Linked DNA regions of Homo sapiens: region 1 is linked to region 2. A link is a loop called in an ENCODE intact Hi-C map of the cell type or tissue named here. Cell type or tissue: left ventricle myocardium inferior. All regions are shown on one strand. Links, peaks and the distances in the headings refer to the core of each region. The heading gives the core; the rest is flanking DNA. Region 1 has its middle 29 kb from the start of EFCAB14. Region 2 has its middle 32 kb from the start of CYP4X1.

The links. Hi-C counts contacts between places; a loop is a spot of excess contacts. Peaks named below come from ENCODE experiments on the same cell type or tissue, not always from the same donor. Only the 100,000 strongest peaks of a DNase experiment are listed, where the experiment ranks them.
Region 1: a loop joins it to region 2, with 4 times the contacts of the local background. A loop is called at or near these places in 45 of 110 quality-filtered maps.

The regions. Positions count from the first base shown.
Region 1 is chr1:46,745,491-46,750,875 of GRCh38, reverse strand. No RefSeq gene overlaps it. Among named protein-coding and RNA genes, the nearest start is that of EFCAB14, 29 kb to the right of the region's middle. In left ventricle myocardium inferior, for the core only: a CTCF peak has its summit at 3,000 (motif pointing left); a DNase peak (open chromatin) is centred at 525; H3K27ac peaks cover 2,030 bases; H3K27me3 peaks cover 1,987 bases.
Region 2 is chr1:46,989,006-46,994,390 of GRCh38, reverse strand. It overlaps a transcript of CYP4X1 not described here. Among named protein-coding and RNA genes, the nearest start is that of CYP4X1, 32 kb to the left of the region's middle. In left ventricle myocardium inferior, for the core only: a CTCF peak has its summit at 3,131 (motif pointing right); no DNase peak of the experiment used is centred there.

The DNA.
Region 1 (5,385 bases), core at 59-5,058, 240 kb after region 2:
CTCCCACAGGTTCCCTCGCTTACATGTAACTCACATGTTACCTGTGATCTCAGCTGCAGCCATTGGCCAGAACACCTACACAAGCCTTCCCCATGTGGCCTGGGCTTCCTTACGGCATGGCAGCTGGGTTCCAAAGCAAGCATCCAAAGAGAGAGAGCCTAATAGATGTTCAATCGTCTTTTTTGACGACCTAACCTCAAGAATCAAGCAGCATCACTTCCTCTTCCTTCTGCTTATTAGAAGCAAATTATGAGATCCAGCCCAGATTCAAGGGGAGGAGAATTAAACTCCACCTCTTGATAGAAAGGGTATCAAAGAATTTGCAGACATGTTTAAAAGCACTACAAAAACCAAAAGATCACCAGGAGAAACATAAGCCTCTGAGAATCTCTGAAAATATTGATTGTGAGGGTTGTGCTAGTTTTCCCACCATGTGTGGAACTAGATCCCAGATGATTCTATTTGAGTGCCAAAGGGCAGAGTGATCCAAGAGGCTGGAAGTCTCTGGGGAACCCAGGACAGCAATGGCGTTTTGCCTGCCTGACACTCCCAGTACATAGTGAACTCACTACTCTATGCCCCAGGCATTTGACTGTGTGAGCAATGGAGTAACACAGGACAACTGGAACTCTTCAGAGTTTCTGTTTCCACAGGGTGCACATGCTTGCTTTAAATCTAACAAATGTGTAAAATCTGTGATGCTCGAGGGAGCGTCACTACAAGAAAGGATACAACAATTTGCAGACTTGGGAATGAGTGTCTGGAATTGGCATTGGGACCGACTACAGCTCTGCCAGACACACCCAGAAGTGGGTAATGGTTTCTTCAGTGATCAAAACTCCCAAACGAAGCCAGGCAGTTAAAATCAGCACAGATGGATTGCGAAATGGGTTCCTCTACAACATGGTTAGTGCCTAATAATAAAACAATCAAACCATACATAGTACAAACGTGTCTGACAGTGGGAGAGGACACAACAAGGGCAGAAAATGTGAATTAGATTCTGCCAAAATAAGACCCCCAGAAAAAGCCTGGGGCTTGACTATTCTAGCCAGCTGCCTCTAGGACCCTCCCTCAGGAAGATATTGAGGTTCCCAACTGTTTCCAGCAGCAAGTGCAGAAGAGGAGGAATTACTTTTGCTTAATCAGTGCTCTCCACTTCACTGAAAAGATGGAAGCCCTGGAACATAAATGTATTACTCACCTTCTTCTATCTCCAACCTCATCTTGTCCCTCTCCCTCTCTTCCGATAAATGACAGAAAAGATGATGAGTAATACAAGAGGCCAGGAGCTACACAGAGATTTTATAAAGACTTGTGGGCAGACTTTTGGAAAGGAAAGTGGTTGAGGAAGGAGGCAGGAGGGAATAGACCTCAAAGCTTATACCAAGGCAGAATTCAAAGACAGGATCTCCCTCAGGCTATGGCAGGGTGAGGAGGGTGGGAGGAGGTGTGCCCTAACTGTGTGTTGGGTTCTGGAGGAAGGAAAACCCTGACCAGCAGGGACACTGAGGCTAGTTCTTTCTTCATGCATCTTTGCAATGTTTTCCCATCACCCAGGAGGAGATTGAAGCAGCAGGAACCCAAAGCCATGGGCCTGAGCAGTAAAGCCATCTGAGGTCAAGTTCACCCACTAAGCTACTACTGTGTGCCAGCCCAGCACAAGGGCTGGGAACACACAGTTATCTCGAACATGATCCCTGCCCTCCAGTAGCTCACAGATGAGTGGAAAAGAAAGACACAGAACAAATCAAGGCAGTTACGCATTTTTTGCTGCTGGGACCAAGGTGAGGGGAGTGGAGAAGAAATTTGTTCCAACCAGGGTGGAAAGGAAAGTCATGAAAGCCTTTCTAGAAGAGGGGCCATAGAAATGAGTCTGGAAAGATAAATGAGCACTCCCTAGCAGGGAACATAGTTTAGGTAGACAAGGCCATTGAGGCGGAGTACAGCTGGCCAGTTGTTGGATAAACCTGGGGTAGTGAGCATGAGGATGGGGCAGGCTGAGGGAGGAGGCTGGAGGGGCAGGCCAGCCCAGGTCATCCCTGGCCTTGCAGGGATGGAGCAGGGTTGGGGCTTTACCCTACAGGCCATGGGGAGCATCAGAAGGCTTTAAGGGAATTAAGGCATTGGCAGTAATGTCCACTCTGGCTGCTATGTGAGGAGCGATGTGAGGAGTTAGATCCTCATTAATATGATTATTATGGGGATATTAATTTATGCAGGTGGACCAGAGGGTGGAACATCAGTGAGAAAGGCTGGCAAGAGATGATGGAGGCTTATATTAGGGCAGTGGCCATGGAGGAGTACCTGGATGCAGGGGTTTGGGGGAGCAGAGGGAACAGCAGCAAGACCAGGATAATCAACAAGGTCAGAGACCAGAGATCCAGATTCAGCCCAGTCCAGTGTTCCAGCCTCTGGCCCCATGCGCCTGCTGCCTGTCCCAGCTTTGGATGGAAAAGAAGTAGAGGGAGGTGCAGAAAAAAAGGAAAGGAAGGTATGAGACGCTGAGCAGTGACAGAATTGGGAGGTAGGAGGCGGACTGCAGCATGACCTCTTCCTTGAGCTAAGGAGCTGCACTCAGCACTGTGTGGTATGAACTTGGAGAAGTAGGATGGCTGGGAGGGAAGAAGACCCTTCCCTGACTTCCTTCAACAGACGTTTGTCCTGGGCCTGCTAAGAGAGTTGGAACTAGCAGACCTGGTTCAAATCCCAGGCAAACCAGTTACCAACTCAATGGCTTCACGTAAATGACTAAATCTCTGAGCCAGTTTCCCCATCTGGAAAATAGAGATGGCCATCCCTGCCATGGAGAGCTGCTTTAGGAGTTATAAATAATATGTATTATAGTAATTGGGCACAGAGTGGGTGTGCAGCAAATGGCAGTCAGTATTCTTTGCCTAGAACTCTGCTGAGGCTCTAATCACATACTGTGAGGGTGAACCTAAACAGTCCTAGGCTTTGGAAGGCTCTGTGTTTCCATGCTTCCCTCTGCTGGTCAAAAGAGGCAGTCTCCACTGAGGAGAGAATCGCAGGATGCTAAGACCAGACACAGCTCCCCGCCCCCTACCTAGACTAAGAATCCTCTTATATTGAACCTCAGGGTGAATCCTTCCAAAGGCAGCAGATGTGATGTAGCGTATAGACCACCAGCTACTTACCAACAGTGTGAAGTTGGATGCATCACTTCACCTCTCTGAGACTTTGTTTCCTTGGCTATAAAATGGGGTGATAATCTCTGACATGTTTCACAGTGTTGCTGTGAATCCCAAATGAGATTATGTCTATGGAACTTTTTAGAAAACCTGAGCTACGCATAAATGTTAGTGATCAGGCACTTTCTGATGTCCCTTCCCCACCACGCTAGGTGCTCATGCTGGCTGGGTATGTGCTCATGAGCACCCAGCATGAGCACCTCGTGTGGTGGGGAAGGGGCATGAGAAATATAAGAAGCTGCCCCCATCCTTGAGGAGCTCCAATCCAGTCAGGGAGACAAGTCATGCTTCAGGCAGTTATTGATGCTATGGGATGGGGACTCTGTGTGCCCAGAGGAAACAAGAAAAGACCTGCTGTTCTGTTGGCCTGTTCCAAGACCCCCAGTTTTTCATCCCTAAAAGTGCAGAGGCTGAAGCCACGTCCAGAATGACCAATAGGTCTCCAACTATTGCATATCTTGGTATAATCCTCCTTTCTGCCCCTCAAGGCCATCTTCCCCAAAGCAGTGAACAGGGAAATGTGGAAAGGGGTCGCCAGAGTCCACAGGCTAAAACCACAGCTGTCTCCAAGTATAGAAACCACCTCATATTGGGGTAAGACTCTCAAGAGACTGCTGTACATTGTAATACCTTCTCACCAGATTTCCTGGGCCAACCCCTAATGGGCTTCACAATTACCCTCACCTCCAAAGCTTTATTTTGACTTCACCTCACTAAACTTGTTAGATCACCATAGTTGGGTTTCCACCAAGGAAACTTACCCTGGTTTCCTAAATCTATAGAAACTCCTGAGGACATGGGTATGGACAAAAAATTACAGGGATAGAGGGAGGTTCAAATAGTCAAACAGGAATAAACTGGCAGGGAAACCGAGGTATACTTAGCCCTTCCTTAGAATTTAAAATCAGGAAAGAAAATGTTTTTGTCTGACAAGGAAAACATATAAATAAGCATTTTCCAAAATGAACTATTCAAAATGCTGATTTATTGCTAGACGTCAATAAATTTTCCATGGGAAAGGGGCTCCATGATCAATTAAACTTGGGAAACTGAGTAAAAAATAAATTTTGCTGCAAGATGCGTCAGAGCCTTCATTATTTAATGCCATTAGGACTCCTCAAACAGAATGGAGTGTAGTATATGCAGTATTTCCTAGGTTTATTTGACTAATGAACTGCTTATTCCAGACACTCTTATTAACATCTTATGGGACTTCAAGAATTTCATGAAGTTAAATGCTGATATCTATTGTGGTTCCCTTTGTGCCCTAGCTTCCAGGAAGCTCAATGTTAACCATAATGCTTATATGGCAGAAAGCATATAGCTCAGGTCTGAGATGGAATTATCTCCCCTAGTAATATTTCAGGATTCCTGGACAAGACATTGCTATTATTCCATAGCATTATAGGACAGATGTTGCTACAGAGAGTGTAACATTTCCTCCCACCCCTGACTACCCTTAGGCTCTATTCCAGGCTCATTAATGTGACCCCCTGAATCTTAGGTCTGGTTATTCCCAGCCCCTTAAGGATGCAGCACAAGACTAGGAGCCAAAGACTGTCCCTTGAGGGACTGTCTCTTGGGAATTCTCAAGGTGAAGGCTTACAGACCATCTGCTGCCAAGTCTGGGGAAGTCGCTAGGGTAGATAGTGACCCCATAATCCCTGAGGAATCAGAACTGCCTGCTCATTCCTTGGACCCAAAGAAAAGTCTTAGTCCACCTCCAAAATTGCCTGAATTGATAAGGGCTGTCCCAGGACAGTAGCTACCATGATGACCCTGCTCTACTATGAACCCCTAGCATATTACTGCCCCTAAGGACAGCTGAGGAGCCCTGGAATGTAAAATGGGCCTCTGCATGTTGCGGGAGAGACGGCTAGGACTTCCTGAGTTAACCAAAACCAGAAGTCTAATGCTCAAACCTCTCCAGGGAAAGAAAAAAAAAAAAACCCTGAGATCTTCCTAATCCCCCTGGAGACTGAGGAAGGCACCTCGATTCTTCCTCCAACCCATTCAATTGTCAGTTCACTGGGGAAGCATTACAGAATAGTGATTAAGACAAAAGTATTAGGAGTTAAATCTGAGTTCAAATCCAAGGTTTTCCACTTTATAGCTACTATGGTGAGTTGCTTAACTTCTCTGAGTCTGTTTGCTCATTTCAAAAAGGAGATAA
Region 2 (5,385 bases), core at 312-5,311:
AACTGCACAGGCACTGCCAGCACTAAGGGAATGGTGGGCATAAAGTATACTACAAGGCTACAGTAATCAAAACAGCATGGTACTGGTACCAAAACAGATATATAGACCAATGGAACAGAATAGAGCCCTCAGAAATAATACCATACATCTACAACCATCTGATCTTTGACAAACCTGACAAAAACAAGAAATGGGGAAAGGATTCCCTATTTAATAAATGGTGCTGGGAAAACTGGCTAGCCATATGTAGAAAGCTGAAACTGGATCCCTTCCTTACACCTGATACAAAAATTAATTCAAGGTGGATTAAAGACTTAAATGTTAGACCTGAAACCATAAAAACCCCAGAAGAAAACCTAGGCAATACCATTCAGGACATAGGCATGGGCAAGGACTTCATGTCTAAAACACGAAAAGCAATGGCAACAAAAGCCAAAATTGACAAATGGGATCTAATTAAACTAAAGAGCTTCTGCACAGCAAAAGAAACTACCATCAGAGTGAATAGGCCACCTAGAGAATGGGAGAAAATTTTTGCAATCTACTCATCTGACAAAGGGCTAATATCCAGAATCTACAAAGAACTCAAACAAATTTACAAGAAAAAAACAAACAACCCCATCAAAAAGTGGGCAAAGGATATGAACAGACACTTCTCAAAAGAAGACATTTATGCAGCCAAAAGACACACGAAAAAATGCTCATCACTGGCCATCAGAGAAATGCAAATCAAAACCGCAATGAGATACCATCTCACACCAGTTAGAATGGCAATCATTAAAAAGTCAGGAAACAACAGGTGCTGGAAAGGATGTGGAGAACTAGGAACACTTTTACACTGTTGGTGGGACTGTAAACTATTTCAACCATTGTGTAAGTCAGTGTGGTGATTCCTCAGGGATCTAGAACTAGAAATACCATTTGACGCAGCCATCCCATTACTGGGTATATACCCAAAGGATTATAAATCATGCTGCTATAAAGACACATGCATATGTATGTTTATTGTGGCACTATTCATAATAGCAAAGACTTGGAACCAACCTAAATGTCCAACAATGATAGACTGGATTAAGAAAATGTGGCACATCTACACCATGGAATACTATGCAGCCATAAAAAAGGATGAGTTCATGTCCTTTGTAGGGACATGGATGAAGCTGGAAACCATCATTCTCAGCAAACTATCACAAGGACAAAAAACCAAACACCGCATGTTCTCACTCATAGGTGGGAATTGAACAATGAGAACACATGGACACAGGAAGGGGAACATCACACACCGGGACCTGTTGTGGGGTGGGGGGAGGGGGGAGGGATAGCATTTGGAGATATACCCAATGTTAAATGACGAGTTAATGGGTGCAGCACACCAACATGGCACATGTATGCATATGTAACTAACCTGCACGTTGTGCACATGTACCCTAAAACTTAAAGTGTAATAAAAAAAGGAAGTCTATAATTATTTTTAGTGGAAAATCACAAATATTTAACAGAATGTGGGAAAATTGGAACTCTTACAAATTGCTGGTGAATATAAATTGGCATATCAATTTGGAAAACAGATCTGTGGTTCCTGAAAAAGAAAATCACAAGTGCCATAGGATCCAGAAATTCACACCTGGCTATATAACCAAAAGAATTGAAAACAGGGATTTGAACAGATACTTGTGAGCCAATGTTCATGGCACCATTATTCACAACAGATGTAAGATTGAAAGAACTCAAGTGTCCATTAACAGACAAATGGGTACACAGAATGTCCTATATACATACAATATTATTTCATCACAAACAGGAGTGAAGTTCTGATTCATACAACAGCAGGAATGACCTTGAGAACAGTATGCTAAGTGAAAATAGCCAGACATAAAAAGACAAATACTGTAATAAGTCCGCTTATAGGTAGAGGAATAGGCAAATTCATAGATCCAGAAAGTTGATTAGAAATAACCAGGGACTGGGGGAAGTCAGACTGGGGAAGTATTGCTTAATGGTTACAGAGTTTCTGTTGGAGTGAAGAAAATGTTTTGGAAATAGGTAGTAATGAGGTTTCTAAATCATCATGAATTTCATTAAAGCCATTGAACTGTACAATTTAAATTGGTTAAAGTGTCTATTTTTATATTCTTCAACCTCTGCCTCCCGGGTTCAAGTGATTCTCGTGCCTCAGCCTCCCAAGTAGCTGAGATTACAGGCGTGTGCCTTCGCACTCAGCTAATTTAATTTTTTAAAAAATTTTTAGTAGAGACAGGGTTTCACCATGTTGACCAGGCTGATCTTGAACTTCTGATCTCAGGTGATCTGCCCACCATGGCTTCCCAAAGTGCTGGGACTACAAGCGTTAGCCACCATGCCTGGCCTGAATTGAGTTTTCTTAATGACAGTCCTGGGAGTGGGGAGAGGAGCGGATGATAACGTCTGTTGAGTGGGATCTGTTTCATACCAGGCACTTTGTAAAGCCAGCTCATTTCATTTTCCCAACTCTTTATTAAGATTAAGATTATTGTCTCTATTTTGCAGAGGAGAATCAGATCTATAAGACTCCAAAGCCTCCTCCTTCCCACGCATCACAATGCCTCTAATGTGCTGAGAGGTGTGCCCTCCGAGTCGCCGGCCAGCGTATTCCTTTCCAACAGGCTTGTCCTCCTGTCACTCCCGAGGCTGCTTTAAGTTTGCTCTGCGCTTGCTTTGGCCCTCACATGGGGGAAGCCCAAGCCTCTTGGAACGCATCTGTGTCCTCTGCCTTAAGTGGATTTTCACCTACCCCTCCCAGTGGAGGCTTCTGAGGTAGAAAATACAGAGGTCAGATGATGGCCACTAAGTGTATACAGCTCCATGGATGATAATCAAACAAGGGTGCTTTAACTGCAGCAGGAGGAACTGGGATTAGCTCTGGGATAGGACTTCTGCCCAGTGAGAGATGCTAAGTTGTAGGAATGAGCTAGGGGAGGTAAGCGTGGAATTCCCTTTGAAAAGCCTGTAAGAACAAGCTAAATATTCAGCCGTCTGGGGCTTACTGTGGAGAATTAATGAGGCCCCTTGTGACAGCCCTGCTAAGCCTCCCTGGAAAACTACAAATCCATGATGTCAACTGGTCATTAAAATCCAGGCTCTCGTTTCTTGATAAAATTTAACGTAGGCCAGTAGGTGGCAATAAGTTAACAGAAATGAGGCCTTCTTTGAAGTGTAGGGCTTCTTTGAACCTTGAGAGAACGCATTAAAAGCAGTCTGGAAGGTTGCTTCTGGGAGCAAGAGGGGGAACATTTCTGTGAATCCAGTGCTGATTGAGGTGCAATTAGCAGATCCACTAACGGGATGCCTCTCCTGACTCTTTTTTTTTTTTTTTAAGTTCTGGGATACATGTGCAGAACGTGCAGGTTTGTTACATAGGTATACATGTGCCGTGGTGGTTTGCTGCACCCATCAACCCATCATCTACATTAGGTATTTCTCCTAATGCTATCCCTCTCCTAACCCCCCGCCCCCAACAGGCCCCAGTGTGTGATGTTCCCCTCCCTGTGTCCATGTGTTCTCATTGTTCAACTCCCACTTATGAGTGAGAACATGCGATGTTTGGTTTTCTGTTCTTGTGTTAGTTTGCTGAGGAAGATGGTTTCCAGCTTCATCCATGTCCCTGGGAAGGACATGAACTCATCCTTTTTTATGGCTGCATAGTATTCCATGGTATATATGTGCCACATCTTCTTTATCCAGTCTATCATTGATGGGCATTTGGGTTGGTCCTAAGTCTTTGCTATTGTGAACAGTGCCACAATAAACATACATGTGCATGTGTCTTTATAGTAGAATGATTTATAATCCTTTGGGTATATACCCAGTAATCGGATTGCTGGGTCAAATGGTATTTCTAGTTCTAGATCCCTGAGGAATCACCACATTGTCTTCCACAATGGTTGAACTAATTTACAGTCCCATCAACAATGTAAAAGCGTTCCTATTTCTCTGCATCGTCTCCAGTATCTGTTGCTTCCTGCCTTTTTAATGATCGCCATTCTAACTGGCTTGAGATGGTATCTCATTGTGGTTTTGATTTGCATTTCTCTAAGGGCCACTGATGATGAGCTTTTTTTCATATGTTTGTTGGCTGCATAAATGTCTTCTTTTGACAAATGTCTGTTCATATCCTTCACCCACTTTTTGGTGGGGTTGTTTGTTTTTTTCTTGTAAATTTGTTTATGTTCTTTGTAGATTCTGGATATTGGCCCTTTGTCAGATGGACAGATTGCAAAAATTTTCTCCCATTCTGTAGGATGCTTGTTCACTCTGATGATAGTTTCTTTTGCTGTGCAGAAGCTCTTTAGTTTAACTAGATTCCATTTGTCACTTTTGGCTTTTGTTGCCATTGCTTTTGGTGTTTTAGTCATGAGGCCTTTGCCCATGCCTATATCCTGAAAGCTATTGCCTAGGTTTTCTTCTAGAGTTTTTATGGTTTGGGGTTTTACATTTAAGTCTTTAATCCATCTTGCATTAATTTTTGTATAAAGTGTAAGGAAGGGATCCAGTTTCAGCTTTCTGCATATGGCTAGCCAGTTTTCCCAGCACCATTTATTAAGGGAATCCTTTCCCCATTTCTTGTTTTTGTCAGGTTTGTCAAAGATCAGATGGGTTGTAGATATGTGGTGTTATTTCTGAGGTCTCTATTCTGTTCCATTGGTCTATATATCTGTTTTGGTACCAGTACTATGCTGTTTTGGTTACTGTAGCCTTGTAGTACAGTTTGAAGTCAAATAGTGTGATGCCTCCAGCTTTGCTCTTTTTGCTTATGATTGTCTTGTCTATGTGGGCTCTTTTTTGGTTCCATATGAAATTTAAAGTAGCTTTTTCTAATTCTGTGAAGAAAGTCAATGGTAGCTTGATGGGGATAGTATTGAATCTATAAATTACTTTGGGCAGTATGTCCATTTTCATGATATTGATTCTTCCTATCCATGAGTATGGAATGTTCTTCCATTTGTTTGTGTTGTCTCTTATTTTGTTGAGCAGTGGTTTGTAGTTCTCCTTGAAGAGGTCCTTCACATCCCTTGTAAATTGGTATTCCTAGGTATTTTATTCTCTCTGTGGCAATTGTGAATGTGTGTTCACTCATGATTTGGCTCTCTGTTTGTCGATTATTGTTGTGTAGGAATGCTTGTGATTTTTGCACTTTGATTTTGTATCCTGAGACTTTGCTGAAGTTTCTTATCAGCTTAAGGAGATTTTGGACTGAGATGATGGGGTTTTCTAAATATACAATCATGTCATCTGCAAACAGAGACAATTTGACTTCCTCTCTTCCTGCTTGAATACCTTTTATTTCTTTCTTTTGCATGATTGCTCTGGCCAGAACTGCCAATACTATGTTGAATAGGAGTGGTGAGA